Linked DNA regions of Homo sapiens: all the other regions are linked to region 3. A link is a contact called in ENCODE Hi-C or POLR2A ChIA-PET data. All regions are on one chromosome and are shown on one strand. The core of a region is the stretch at or near the end of the contact, and the rest is flanking DNA. Distances in the headings are between cores, read along the strand shown. Region 1 overlaps LINC00578 (long intergenic non-protein coding RNA 578). Region 2 has its middle 65 kb from the start of LINC00578. Region 3 overlaps LOC124906307 (a long non-coding RNA gene).

Evidence for each region. A loop is a pair of places that touch in the nucleus more often than their neighbours do. ChIA-PET counts read pairs that join two places held with the same protein, here RNA polymerase II (POLR2A). Pooled maps may share reads with other maps.
Region 1: a pooled map shows a loop between it and region 3 (2.4-fold over the local background). The contact joins two enhancer-like sites. A Hi-C loop is called at or near these places in 1 of 37 single-sample maps with no recorded cell type and 2 of 50 pooled maps. POLR2A ChIA-PET finds 5 or more read pairs at or near these places in 1 of 52 experiments (PC-9).
Region 2: a loop to region 3 is called in a pooled map, with 2.5 times the contacts of the local background. The contact joins two enhancer-like sites. A Hi-C loop is called at or near these places in 2 of 37 single-sample maps with no recorded cell type and 3 of 50 pooled maps.

What each region holds. Positions count from the first base shown.
Region 1 is chr3:177,595,833-177,600,034 of GRCh38, forward strand. All of the region lies in intron 2 of LINC00578 (long intergenic non-protein coding RNA 578), which reads left to right. Among named protein-coding and RNA genes, the nearest start is that of LINC00578, 160 kb to the left of the region's middle. Within about 2 kb of position 1,804, at least 28 of the 41 ENCODE cell types and tissues checked have a DNase peak (open chromatin) inside an H3K27ac peak, as active enhancers do.
Region 2 is chr3:177,375,423-177,379,184 of GRCh38, forward strand. No RefSeq gene overlaps it. Among named protein-coding and RNA genes, the nearest start is that of LINC00578, 65 kb to the right of the region's middle. RefSeq lists an enhancer at 2,845-3,024. Within about 2 kb of position 1,894, at least 5 of the 41 ENCODE cell types and tissues checked have a DNase peak (open chromatin) inside an H3K27ac peak, as active enhancers do.
Region 3 is chr3:178,964,839-178,968,914 of GRCh38, forward strand. It overlaps LOC124906307 (a long non-coding RNA gene), which reads right to left. Exons shown (of 3, transcript XR_007096179.1): 2 at 607-658. Among named protein-coding and RNA genes, the nearest start is that of ZMAT3, 100 kb to the right of the region's middle. Within about 2 kb of position 2,358, at least 8 of the 41 ENCODE cell types and tissues checked have a DNase peak (open chromatin) inside an H3K27ac peak, as active enhancers do.

The DNA of each region.
Region 1 (4,202 bases), core at 554-3,053, 1.4 Mb before region 3:
TGGTTGGTTGAAGCAGCCATTTTCTCCTCTGATATCCCAGTGATGACTCTTAGTACTAGTCATTTGATGTATTATTATACACCAGTTTATAATGACTCTTTTATTCTCATTTAGTTTATGTTTCTCTTACATATCTCTGCACTGATACATGCAACAAGCATTTTGTGAAATGTCAAACACCTCTACAAGTATTGCTTATGATGACTGTTGTAAGCTCCTTGAGGTCAGTGGCGCTAGAATACAATTTCTCTTATTAAACCGTAGTGACTGATCCCTGTGTTATGTCGATGAATAATTAAAGTAGCAATGATTTTGTCTATATCTCTAGAGATGAGGACCAATCATAACCCCACCTCCAATTTGGAGATTATTCTCAACTGTATTTGCATCTTTATGTAAACCCCTCCTATTAGCTTCATCAAGAGGTTTTATCCCCTCCTCTTGGCTTTCAAACCAACATGAATTTTCAGCTGAATATAGGGCAGATTTGCTGTTCAGTGTCAACTTGCTTGAGGTGGGACTGGGAGCAATTCACTTGCTGAAGGAGACTACAGTGAAGTCTTCCAGAAACTCTGGGGAACTGGTCACATTCACAGGTCACAGGCTCTGACTCAGACGTGGCTTTGTCTAGGTTGTGGACTGCTGGAGTCTTTCCAGGAAGAGAACACCTTCCTTTTATCTTAAAACCATGCTGTGATTGCCCCAACATATTCCTGACTGCCCAAACCTTGTTAACTAGGCGAGCCAGATAGAATTTGAGTGCATGCTCATTAAGCATAGATGCTTGGATATACACATATACGTACAGCAAGGAGTCATGCCAGGAAAAGGTGCCAGACCCCAGTGCTGTGGAATTATACTGGATTTCTGTGGCAAAAGCATCATGGAAGACCCTTTTGCAAGGGAGTGGGCTTTGCCAGAGTTTTCATGCAGAGTCATAAGGATATTCCCTTTTAGCATTTGGCACCAGTTATTTTACACCAACTTGTGAAGCACAGTGCCAAGTTCTATTGCCTGGAATCTCCTTAAAGGTTTACTCAGATGTTGAAAGAAGCATCCAAAGTCATATTTTCTGTTGTTTATTCTTTTGCTTTTTTTTTCTCTTTGCAAATGAAAACCAGAGGTGTAAGTGTTCCATCCCAAAGGAGGAAGATTGTATCAAAAGCTATACCTCCTTCTGCTCACTCATACAACTCCCATGCACATCCCTTGGCTTTAATCACACAGCTTTCCACGCTGCTGACTATGCCAGGGCAACTCTGTTCTGCATGTCTGTATTGCTTCAGGGCACATTTCAGACCAGAACTGGATGGACTCACCTGGCTGGGTAATTTAGACATTTGTGGTTTGCAATGTTCCAGTGTGCTCCAAGCTATCCCAGCTTACTGGTTTCTTCCCAGGAAGTGGGAGAAGACTTTATCCATTTGTTTTCTGACAAGAGACATTATGGCCATAATTTAAGCAGTTTTCCAGAAGTTTGGCAGCAGAGGGTTACAATCTAGCAGGATTCGGTATTGCCTAAGCAAATTTGAATTTGTACTCTGGCTCACTCAGCCCATTTTAAACCCAGCAGCCTGGGGAGAATGAATCCTTATGAAATCAATGCGGTGGCTTCAGTTTCCTGTGGATGGCTTCCAGAAATGCTCCAGACATTGCTGAATGCTCTAGGTAGACTCTCAGTGCTTCGACCAAGGCACATTCAGACAAGCCTTTTTTGATTCACTACATATATTTCTGTTTAGAAGCGGCAAGGCTGAACTGATGACCCTGCAACGCGGTTTTGTTTCCCTCTCATTATCTATCTGGCTTCACAGGAAGTGAATGCTTGGCTGGTGAAGACAAAAAAGCTGTTCTCCAGCCTCATGCTTCATGGCTGGAACATAGCCAGTTTAGGCTTGTGAAGAGTCCATTAAAAACACACGGAGGCAGTTGAGGGATGGGATCTGTGTATGTACAGGTCTTTCAAACGTAGGCAGCCTATGTTTGGCTTATGGGGCTTGGAGGAGAGGCCTTCTTTGATGTGATTCTTGGATCACATATTGATTAAAAAAAAAACAACCAGAAGTCTAATACCCACTGTAATGCATCCAGCAGACAACCTCTTAGCATCTCTATAGAGACCTTTCCTCCTTTACTGGGTCACACTTAGGGCACATTTAGCTCTCAGATAACCTTAAATAACCCACAGTTCATTTCCTGTTGACTTCGTGTATCCTCTACTTCCTGAAAGGTTTTCTTCTTTTTTTTCAGTTGCCACTCATCGTTAATATGACATTCTCCAGGTCTTCTCCGCACTTCAGAATTCTCTTCTGGGCTTTTGAATGTTCTTGTTTTTTTGCTGAATTGTTTTTCCTGGGTTTTCATCTTCTCTTACCCTGTTCACAGTGGAGAGGGGACTACATTTCACCCCTGCTGTCTCAGAATGTTTCTCATGCTTAACATTCTATTTTCCTACTGACTTGGACAAATTGCATTATAACCTTTGATCTGGCACAGTTCAATCACATTTTGGCTGGAAATGTTTTACACATTAAAATGATGAAGGATGACTTTATTTGCCAGACAAAAGATGTTTAAAATGGAAAAAAAGAAAAAAAAAACTCAAAAAGGTCTTTCTGGAGCTACTGTATGAAAAAGACTCTTGAATATGTAAAAGCTTTTGGAACACAGAAGGGAGTCAGTTGCTTCACTTTAGAGTCAGTTTAGCAAAGGACGGATTTGTGGTGACTTGTCACGGCCTTGAGATTTTTGAAAGCAGGTCTCTCCAGAAAGCCTGTCCTTAAAGACAGAGTGGCTTCTTTCCCCTTTGGCTAAGACTGACTGCCAAATTTCACCAGGTTGCATACCCAATGGTGGAAAGTGCCAGCTTCTTGGCTTTGCATAGGCAAATTCCTACCTCCCTATTTTCTCTCCAGTCAATGCAGCAGTCTGTTTATGCTGTGCAGACGGATACCCACCAGACAGGGTTTTCTGAACCTACTAGTCTATTTAGGATCCAGTTTTTTTTTTTTTTTACAGTGCTGCAGCCTAATTAAGCTTGGCGATATCATTAAACTTCTATTCAATTCGATTACATTTTAGTTCAAATGTTATTGATGCCATCCACATGCCAGGACTGTGTTAGGCATTGGGGTGGGTGGCGAGAAATGGTCCATACCCTCACGAAACTTAGCGCCTAGCTTAATTTTCTCATATTTATCAATTTGATCCTGACGAACTAGGACACCAATATATAATGCTAAAGACTAGATTTCTTCCATCCATACTAGTTGAGTTGTATAACATGAGTGTCTTAAAAACAAATTCAGGGCCATCTATTTTGCAATTGGATATGTAAAATAATTTGTACTATGGCTATTGTGGGAAATAGGATTCAATTAATGACTTGTGGGAACACTTTGCCAATAATCATGTATGAGAGACTTTTCCCCAACTGGTGGAAGCAGAGGGGAGGGAGGAAGTGAGCTGATGACAGAATGTAAAAGCAGAGAGTACATTGAAAAACCCACTTCATATAATTAGTATAAAGTAAGGTAGAAGCAAAATAAAACAAAAAGTGCTATTCATTTTGGTCCCAGAAACCATTGTTGGTGAGGGCTATTAAGTAAGCATCCAACTTACTTCCTCTAGCTCGACTTCCAGAATGTAGTGATATTGGAAACTACCCTGTGGATTTTTTTTTCCCAAGCCACTTCCTTTTCTGAGGAAAGAGACCTATTCTATGCACACAAGTCAGTTCTTGTTCGTTTTATGTTTTAGCAATGTGGGCCCTTACAAATCTTTAAAATGACACAATAGATCTTCATATAAGAACCTTGACAAGTGAAGCTGTGATACAAGCAAAGGGCAGAAGTGGAAAGGGTGTGGGAAAGAATGGAGCAAGAGGAAGGAAGGGTGGGGTTGGGGGTCCAGGGATGCTCCACGTGCGTGTGCCCTCATAGGTTAGACATTAGGAAGGCTTCAGAAACACCATACATTTGGGCAAAGCCTATACTCTTCTTTATTTCCTTCCTGCACAAACTTACATACCACCCCGTGCCTACTCTACCTACCACCCTTCACGATTCCACACCTCCTGGCAGGCAGTGCTCCTGTAACAAACCCCCCGACATCCAGGCTGCTTATATTTCTGTCTCAAGTGAATACGTTTCTAAAATACTGAGTTTGAATAAACAACACAATAAAGCAAGATTTAAAAATAT
Region 2 (3,762 bases), core at 644-3,143, 1.6 Mb before region 3:
GTTTCCAGTCTGGTTTTCTCCCTAGGCTCTCTTAAATGCCATCATAAGTATCACTGCAGACAAGGAGCAAACTGGGTATAGAGATTGTCTCCAACACAGCAGATGGATTCCTGTTTTCTTACTATATTCACTGCTGTATCATTATGGGGGAAAGCAGTTGAACAAGGAGCAGACATACGAAATAAAGTCTTTGTTACCTATAGGCAAATAAGTACATTAATTTTGTGAGATGTTTCGAGAAGAGGAATGATAGGAATCACATCCTAGTGTGTGTGGGTATGGGAGACAGATTAAAAGGCATTCCTAGGAGGAGCAAAGATTTCAGGAGCTACTAAATGATAAAATGTGAGATCCTAATCAGAAAGATGGTACTTTATGTATAGGATTGAGCCTGAGAAAAATTATGGAAGGGTTGTATGAGTGATTTGGAGGGGGAGGGGATTGGAAAGTACAGAGGGGACTCCTGGGGAACGAGAGAACTTGCTTTTGTTCAGAAGCATTAGTCTTTAATGTTGAGGGCATTTGAAAAGACCTAGAATGTAAATCATATTAAAAATCAAATCAGCAGGTTTGTTTTTTTTTTTTTTTTTTTTTTTTTTTTGAGACGGAGTCTCGCTCTGTCGCCCAGGCTGGAGTGCAGTGGCGCATTCTCGGCTGACTGCAAGCTCCGCCTCCCGGGTTCATGCCATTCTTCTGCCTCAGCCTCCCGAGTAGCTGGGACTACAGGCGCCCGCCACCACGCCTGGCTAATTTTTTTTTTTTTTGGATTTTTAGTAGAGACGAGGTTTCACCAATCACAGGATGGTCTCAATCTCCTGACCTTGTGATCCACCCGCCTCAGCCTCCCAAAGTGCTGGGATTACAGGCGTGAGCCATCACACCCAGCCGTATTTTTTTTTTTTTTTTGAGATGGAGTCTTGCTCTGTCACCCAGGCTGAAGTGCACTGGCACAATCTCAGCTCACTGCAACCTCCACCTCCCAGGTTCAGGCGATTCTCCTGCCTCAGCCTCCTGAGTGGCTGGGACTACAGGCGTACGCCACCACGCCCAGCTAATTTTTGTATTTTTAGTAGAGACGGTGTTTCACCATGTTGCCCAGGCTGGTCTCAAACTCCTGACCTTTAAGTGTTCTACCCACCTCGGCCCCCCAAAGGGCTGGAATTACAGGCATGAACCACTACGCCCGGCCAAGTATTTTTCTTTTTTTTCTTTGAGCATCAGTTGCATGCACGGCACTGAAACATTCTGTGTTTTTCCCCTTTTGTTTCATGTTCATGGTTGCTTCTCCTGAACGTGCACAGATGAGAAAAGAGGAGTTAGACTATGTCTGCATATCTTTGGCCATTTTTTATCAAGGGGGCACAGATAGTCAAAGACTGAGCCAGCCTTGAAAAACAATGCATTTGTGGACTCTCCTCTATCACTATTTTTATTCCTATAAACGAAAACTTCAGTACTATGATACAGTAGCTATAACGTTCCCTACAGCTCTTCACAATATGGCAATTACTGAAATGGTTTCTTTCTCATTATGCAGCCCCAAAGCAGTGAGATCATGAGGTAGGCAGCAAGAGAAAACAATATTTAATTTGTCCTAAAGGACAGGTGCCATGGGAATAAAAATATTCTCCTTTCCCCTGAGGTTTAAATACGTGGACACAACCAAAAAATGCAGGAGTGATACTGCACACCAAACAAGCCCGAACGTAATCGCCTAATTAAATCATTTTCATCTAATGAATATAAGCAACAAAATAAACTGGCATAGCAGCGAGTCAGGGAGTGATTCCAATGGAAGCAACTGCAGAGGTGGTGTGGCCGTGCCGGGACTTGCAGAGCTTTTCTGCTTATTTTCAAGTGACGCCCGTGTTGGCACCTTAGCTCCAGGTGAGTGGGTCTGAGAAGGCGGCTCTGTCTGGCAGTCTCCCAAACAGGGTTGGACTTCCTATGCACCTTCACCTTTTGCCTGGGGAAAGCTGGGTTTTACCCGAGAATGCTGGGGAACATAGGCTGGGCTAAGTGTGTTCCCTAGGGCTATATAGGGGTTTCCCCCGCTGGCCTGGAGTTTGTCAATAATATTTACAAAGACAAATCCCAGGTTCCTTGATCTTGATAACGGTAGATGGAAAAAGTTTATGGTGTTATTCTGTGTTGCTTTAACATGAGATCAACAATGAGTTGCCTTCCGTCTCAAGATGATAAGGGATATTTTGGAAACATTTTGAGAACAATTTTTTAGCCTTTACCATCTTGTTTGACTTCTCCCTTTAAAACTATCTTCTTGGCCTGGTGCAGTGGCTCATGCTTGTAATCCCAGCACTTTGGGAGGCCGAGGCGGGTGGATCATTTGAGGTCAGGAGTTCAAAACCAGCCTGGCCAACATGGTGAAACCCCGTCTCTACTAAAAATACAAAAATTAGCCAGGTGTGGCGGTGAGTGATTGTAATCCCAGCTACTAGGGAGGTGGAGGAAGAAGAATCCCTTGAGCCTGGGAGGCGGAGGTTATAGTGAGCAGAGATTGCTCCACTGCACTCCAGCCTGGGAGACAGAGTGAGACACCGTCTCAAAAACAAAAAACATAAAACATCTTCTTTGCCTCTTGCCCCACCTATAGAAAAAAAAGGAAAAAACAAACAAAAAACTAAAATAAGTTGACCACGAGGACAACTTAGTGCATTTTACAATGGAAGAAACAGTGATTTTGGAACTATTCTGACATGTATTGACTGACAACTGGATTCTACCACTCACTGGTTCTGTGACCATGGACAAGTTCAGATTCCTCGTCTGTAAAATGGGAATGATAAAGCAGATTCAATGAGACAGTGTATGAAACGTGTAGATAGAGCTGTTCTTCAAGGAAGATCGGTTTCCTTGGCTGGGAGGTGCATACTCTATTTACGGACGGACATCCCTTACTTTCTAGATGCTTCTGTGACAGGGGATTCCCATCTTGTCACGTAGGCAGGAAAGTCCCTTCTTACTATGTGGATTCTAGGGGTGTGAGAAGATTTCTTTTCTCACCACTGTGGCAGTGAGGGTTAGGGGAGTCCCTTTTCACCCCTTTATTTATTTTTTATTTTTTGTTTTTCTTTTGAGACAGAATTTCGCTCTTGTTGCCCAGGCTATAGTGCAATGGCAAGATCTCGGCTCACTGCAACCTCTGCCTCCCGGGTTCAAGTGATTCTCGTGCCTCAGCATCCTGAGTAGCTGGGATTACAGGTGCCCGCCACCATGCCTGGCTAATTTTTGTATTTTTAGTAGAGATGGGGTTTCATCGTGTTGGTTGGCCAGGATGGTCTCGAACTCCTGACCCCAAGTGATCCACCCACCTCTGCCTCTCAAAGTGCTGGGATTACAGGTGTGAGCCATTGCGCCCGGCTTTAATACTGATGGAAAAGAGGGGAAAGAAAGGGTGGAAAAAGTCACTTCTGGGAAATGTAGTGCAGAGCTTGATGGGAGTGGAGGCAGACTCCGTTCTTGCCATGTGTTTTGTGCTTCTGAAGGGGAGAGGGCTGGTCTATTTCTAGTGCATATTTCACTATAGGCTGACTCCTCCCTGTCTTGTGCTGTTTCCCACTTACCCCCCACACATCTTTTAAAATCGGTAATATCAACACTTCCCTGGGTTCTTGCTCCTGTACCTCTCCTCTTTTTAGCCATTAATCTTCATTTGTGTTTGCAGAATATGCCAGTAATGTGGAAACAATCTTATTTCTAGCTAAGGGAGATTTGAGAAACTTTGCTTCGGCTCTCATATAT
Region 3 (4,076 bases), core at 1,108-3,607:
GAGCTGGGAGGATGGGATGCCCCTCACGTCTCTACTCAGCCTGTGCATCTCTTCCATCTGGCTGTCCTTGAGTGCTGCCCTTTATAATAAATGGGTAATTGTAAGCAAAGTGTTTCCCTGAGTTCTGTGAGCCATTCTAGCAAATTACTGAACCTGAGAGGGGGTCATGGGAACCTCCAATTTATTGCTGGTCAGTCAGAAATATGGGGGGCCCAGACTTGAGATTGGCGTCTGAAATGAGAGCAGTCGTATGGGACTGAGCCTTCAACTTGTAAGGGCTATTCAGGTAGACAGTGTCAAAATCGAATTGAATTGTGGAAGACCCAGTTGATATCTGCTGGAGAGCTGCTTGAAATATGTGTAAAGACCCGTACACATCTGGCCACAAAAATATTCTGTGCTGAGAGTATAGTAGGACAGAACAGTCTGTTGGTTTGTGTGTTTCCCAGTCTTGTAAGTAGTAAACACTATATACATGTTTGCTATTATTATTATAAGAAAGCAACTGCCCCCTAGAAACACTCCTGTATGGTACAGTGTTAATGAAATTGACAACTGTCCTTTGTGAAAATAGTCTATCCCCAGAATACATATGTCATGCCATACCTTTATTGACTCCAATAGGGATGACACTGTGTCCAAGGGCTGAAGAAGAGACCTGGAGACGTGAACAAGACATAATGCTTATCAGGGGAACTTACATACAAAGACAACTTGGAAAAGAAACAACATGCATTTTGCTGCTTTTAAACTGTTCACTTAGAGAATAAAACTATCTACCAAAGTATAAAACACAAAACAACACAGAAGCCAGGTATGGTGGCATGTGCTTATAGTCTCAGCTATTCAGGAGGCTAAGGAGGGAGGCTCACTTCAAACCAAGAGTTCAAGGCTGCAGTGAGCGATGAACTCACCTGTGAATAGTCAGTGTACTCCAGCCTGGGCAACATAGTGAGACCCTCAACTCTTAAAAAAAAAAAGCAACTCATATGTGTGAGCAGAGCAATATAAGGATTCCATAAATGTATGAATCAGTGCAAATTTTCAACCAAGCATGACTCAGAGAAAAGAATATAGACTAAAAGAATGTAAAGGTAAAAGACCGGTCTATTACTTCTGAATTCTCATGCTCACTGCTCGTGTAACCCAGGACAAATCAGTGCTACCCTCTAGGACCAGTAATTAAAGTGATTAGGTTAGACTGAAAAGTTTCCTTTTGACTCTGTCTAAAACTTAATACAAAGAATATCAAAGACAATCAAAAGGTTTGTTGCTACATTCCATAACAGTTATGGTTTAAATTATTAGAAAAGTCCTAAGGTTTTTATTCTAATAGTATTTATTATGACAGAATATAGAGTAAAATCTCAATTAGCATAAGGTAGAATTAAACATGGAAACTTCCTGGAGTTTTAACCCAGGAAAGGGTAGATAATTTGATTAAAACTCCAAACTTCCTCTAGAAAAATACACAAACACATTTTGCATAAAATTTAAAAGATTCACTGATGCTTAGAAAGATTTAATTCTGAGAAAAACTGGGATTCAAACATGAGGAGAAGAAGAAAGGAGGAGTTACCCTAATTAACTGGTTACCTAGCCAATAGAAAAGAAGGATATCCAGGCGGCTCTTGGTTTAAAATCTAAATGCATTGTATTTGACAGCCACTTTATAATAGAATTAAACTTTTTATGGCTAGTCTCCAACTTAAACTCTGAGGTCTCTTGAAACTAGAAAGTGAATACAGCTTTTCTACTCATAGTTAAGCTTTTAAAAATATTAACAGAATCTTTTCATTCATTCATTAGGAAAAGGAAGTGGTTTTTCATTTTCATTCGCAAGCCAGTTTCCTGTTCACGCTTAAAAAAATAAATAAATAAATTTGGCATAAGGAATGATGAGGTGCCCTCTTCTGTTTCTAAACAGTTAATGCAGGGTTTTTGAATACTAGCAATTTGAAGGATTTTGCATTAAACTTTGAACACAGCAAGATTTTAAAATCTGAAAGAATTTCTGTTGACCTCCAGTGATTGGAATACCTCTTTATGCAGCAGAAGTTCCTCTTTGCCAATTAAAAAGTCCTCATTTCTCTCTGTGTAATAGCACACCCTGTTCCTGGCTGAGAAGAAAACAAAATTAACCTTGGGCTGGCGGCTGTGCTGCCTGATTTCCCTGGGCGAGTGAATGAGCTCACCAAATGTATAAATAATGTGCCCAAGTCTCCTTGTTGCTCAGTTTTTTCATATTCATTGAACAGAAGCCTTGAGCGCAATTCCAAACTGCTAATGTGTTAATACTTTCACCAGAGCTTGACTCCAGTTGCTGAAAAAACAAATATAAAACAGTAAACCCAGAAGGATGACCCAAACTTCCTGTTCTTTATTGGCAGAATTTTGCTGTGCAACTTACAAAGTTTGACAAATTATGCAAAGAAGCAAATGTAAAAGGACAGCTCTGAGATCCAAATTGAGGTGCTGTAGCACAGTTGCTTTAGTGGAACTACCACTGGGCTGCTGCCAGTCGCATCTGGGCAGGAAGGAAATGCAAATTAAAAGGAAAAATTAGGCCATTTTAGAGCAAAGTGAATTTTCAGCAAAAGCTCAGTGCTAACACTGAAAAATAAAGAAGGTATTATTCAGTTTTAAATCAGATTGATTAATTCTTTCTCTTGGTTATTCCAAAGTGCTTCTTTCGCTCTTCCCCGAGACACTGAGGTGTTTTGATAACGACTCATTATTTCTGTAGCACCAGTTCTTATCTTTGTTACTTCATTCAACCTCTTTTCATCTCATTCAACCACAGAAAGTGATTTTGACCTTTTACAAGACCCATAACCTTTACTGAAATCAAAGCTAATTGCTTTTCTTTTTAAATGTCTTTTAATCACCTTCAAAACTAAACAAATAACTTCAATCTAGAAAAATCAGACCTTGGAATCAGAATGAATGTTAGACATCCCTCTACTGCTTAGCAGTCCTGTGAACCTGAGATTCCTCAGCTATTAGGTCCAGAAATACCTGTCTCATTTATGTCACCAAATAGTTGTTAGGATAAAATGAGATTACATATGGAAATATACTTTAATAGCATTTATTGAGTACTTAATATGTATTAGGCACTATTCTTAGCCCTTATTACTTACTAACTCATTTACTCTTCACAAGAAATTCAAGAGAGAGAATTTTATCCCTACTTTACAGATAAGAAAACTGAGGCAGAGAAACTAAGTAACCTGCCTAAAGTCTCCTAGCTACTAAATCTGAAATTCAAACCCAGGTAGTCTGACTCCAGAGCTCACACTCTACAACCATATACACCACCTTCCAGTGTGGATATGAGTGTGGTTATTCATTCATTAATTTATCAGCTGTCTATTGAACATCTACCATGTGCCACACACTCTGTTGGATTATTAATGGAAAATAATCAAATCTATAGGATTCACTCTTTACTATCTTCACTCTTTTTGCCCTATAGGAAATGAAGAGGAAAGGGTATAGGAAGAGAAAAGAAAGAAAACTCTAAACCTATCATTAAGAACATTTGCAAAATAGTCACATAGAGCCTTAAGATGCCACAGTTCAAATGAGAGGACTCCTCCTCTCCGGCATAGACCCAGTCACCACGGATAAGACTTGGGAGTGAGGAGACAATGGCGCAAAGCAGACCCCAACCTCTCCACAGGCAGGGGCAGAGGGATGATGGGAGAAGCACAGACAAGATGAGTCAGGACCAGAGGCTTGAGCTCATTGAATGGCAGAGTCACGGAGTGGCAAACTCCAAACCCCCATGGCTAATCCTCACCGTTCTTCACTAGGTTTCTGCAAGACCTAAGAAAACTTCTGCAAAAGCACTTCCTTGACTGTGAATTTATCTGCAATGTCAGAGGTAATGTAAAACCATAAGAAGGTGACTCCTATTGACCTCCAGTCCCAACAAGGACTCCAAAATTGATAGCTGCGTATGAAAGACATAGATATTTAATCTGCACATATGTATTTAATTTTTTAAATGGGGGAAGAGAGGCTCAAGTCCTAGAATTCACTGATAATCATCTATAAACAATTATTATTTA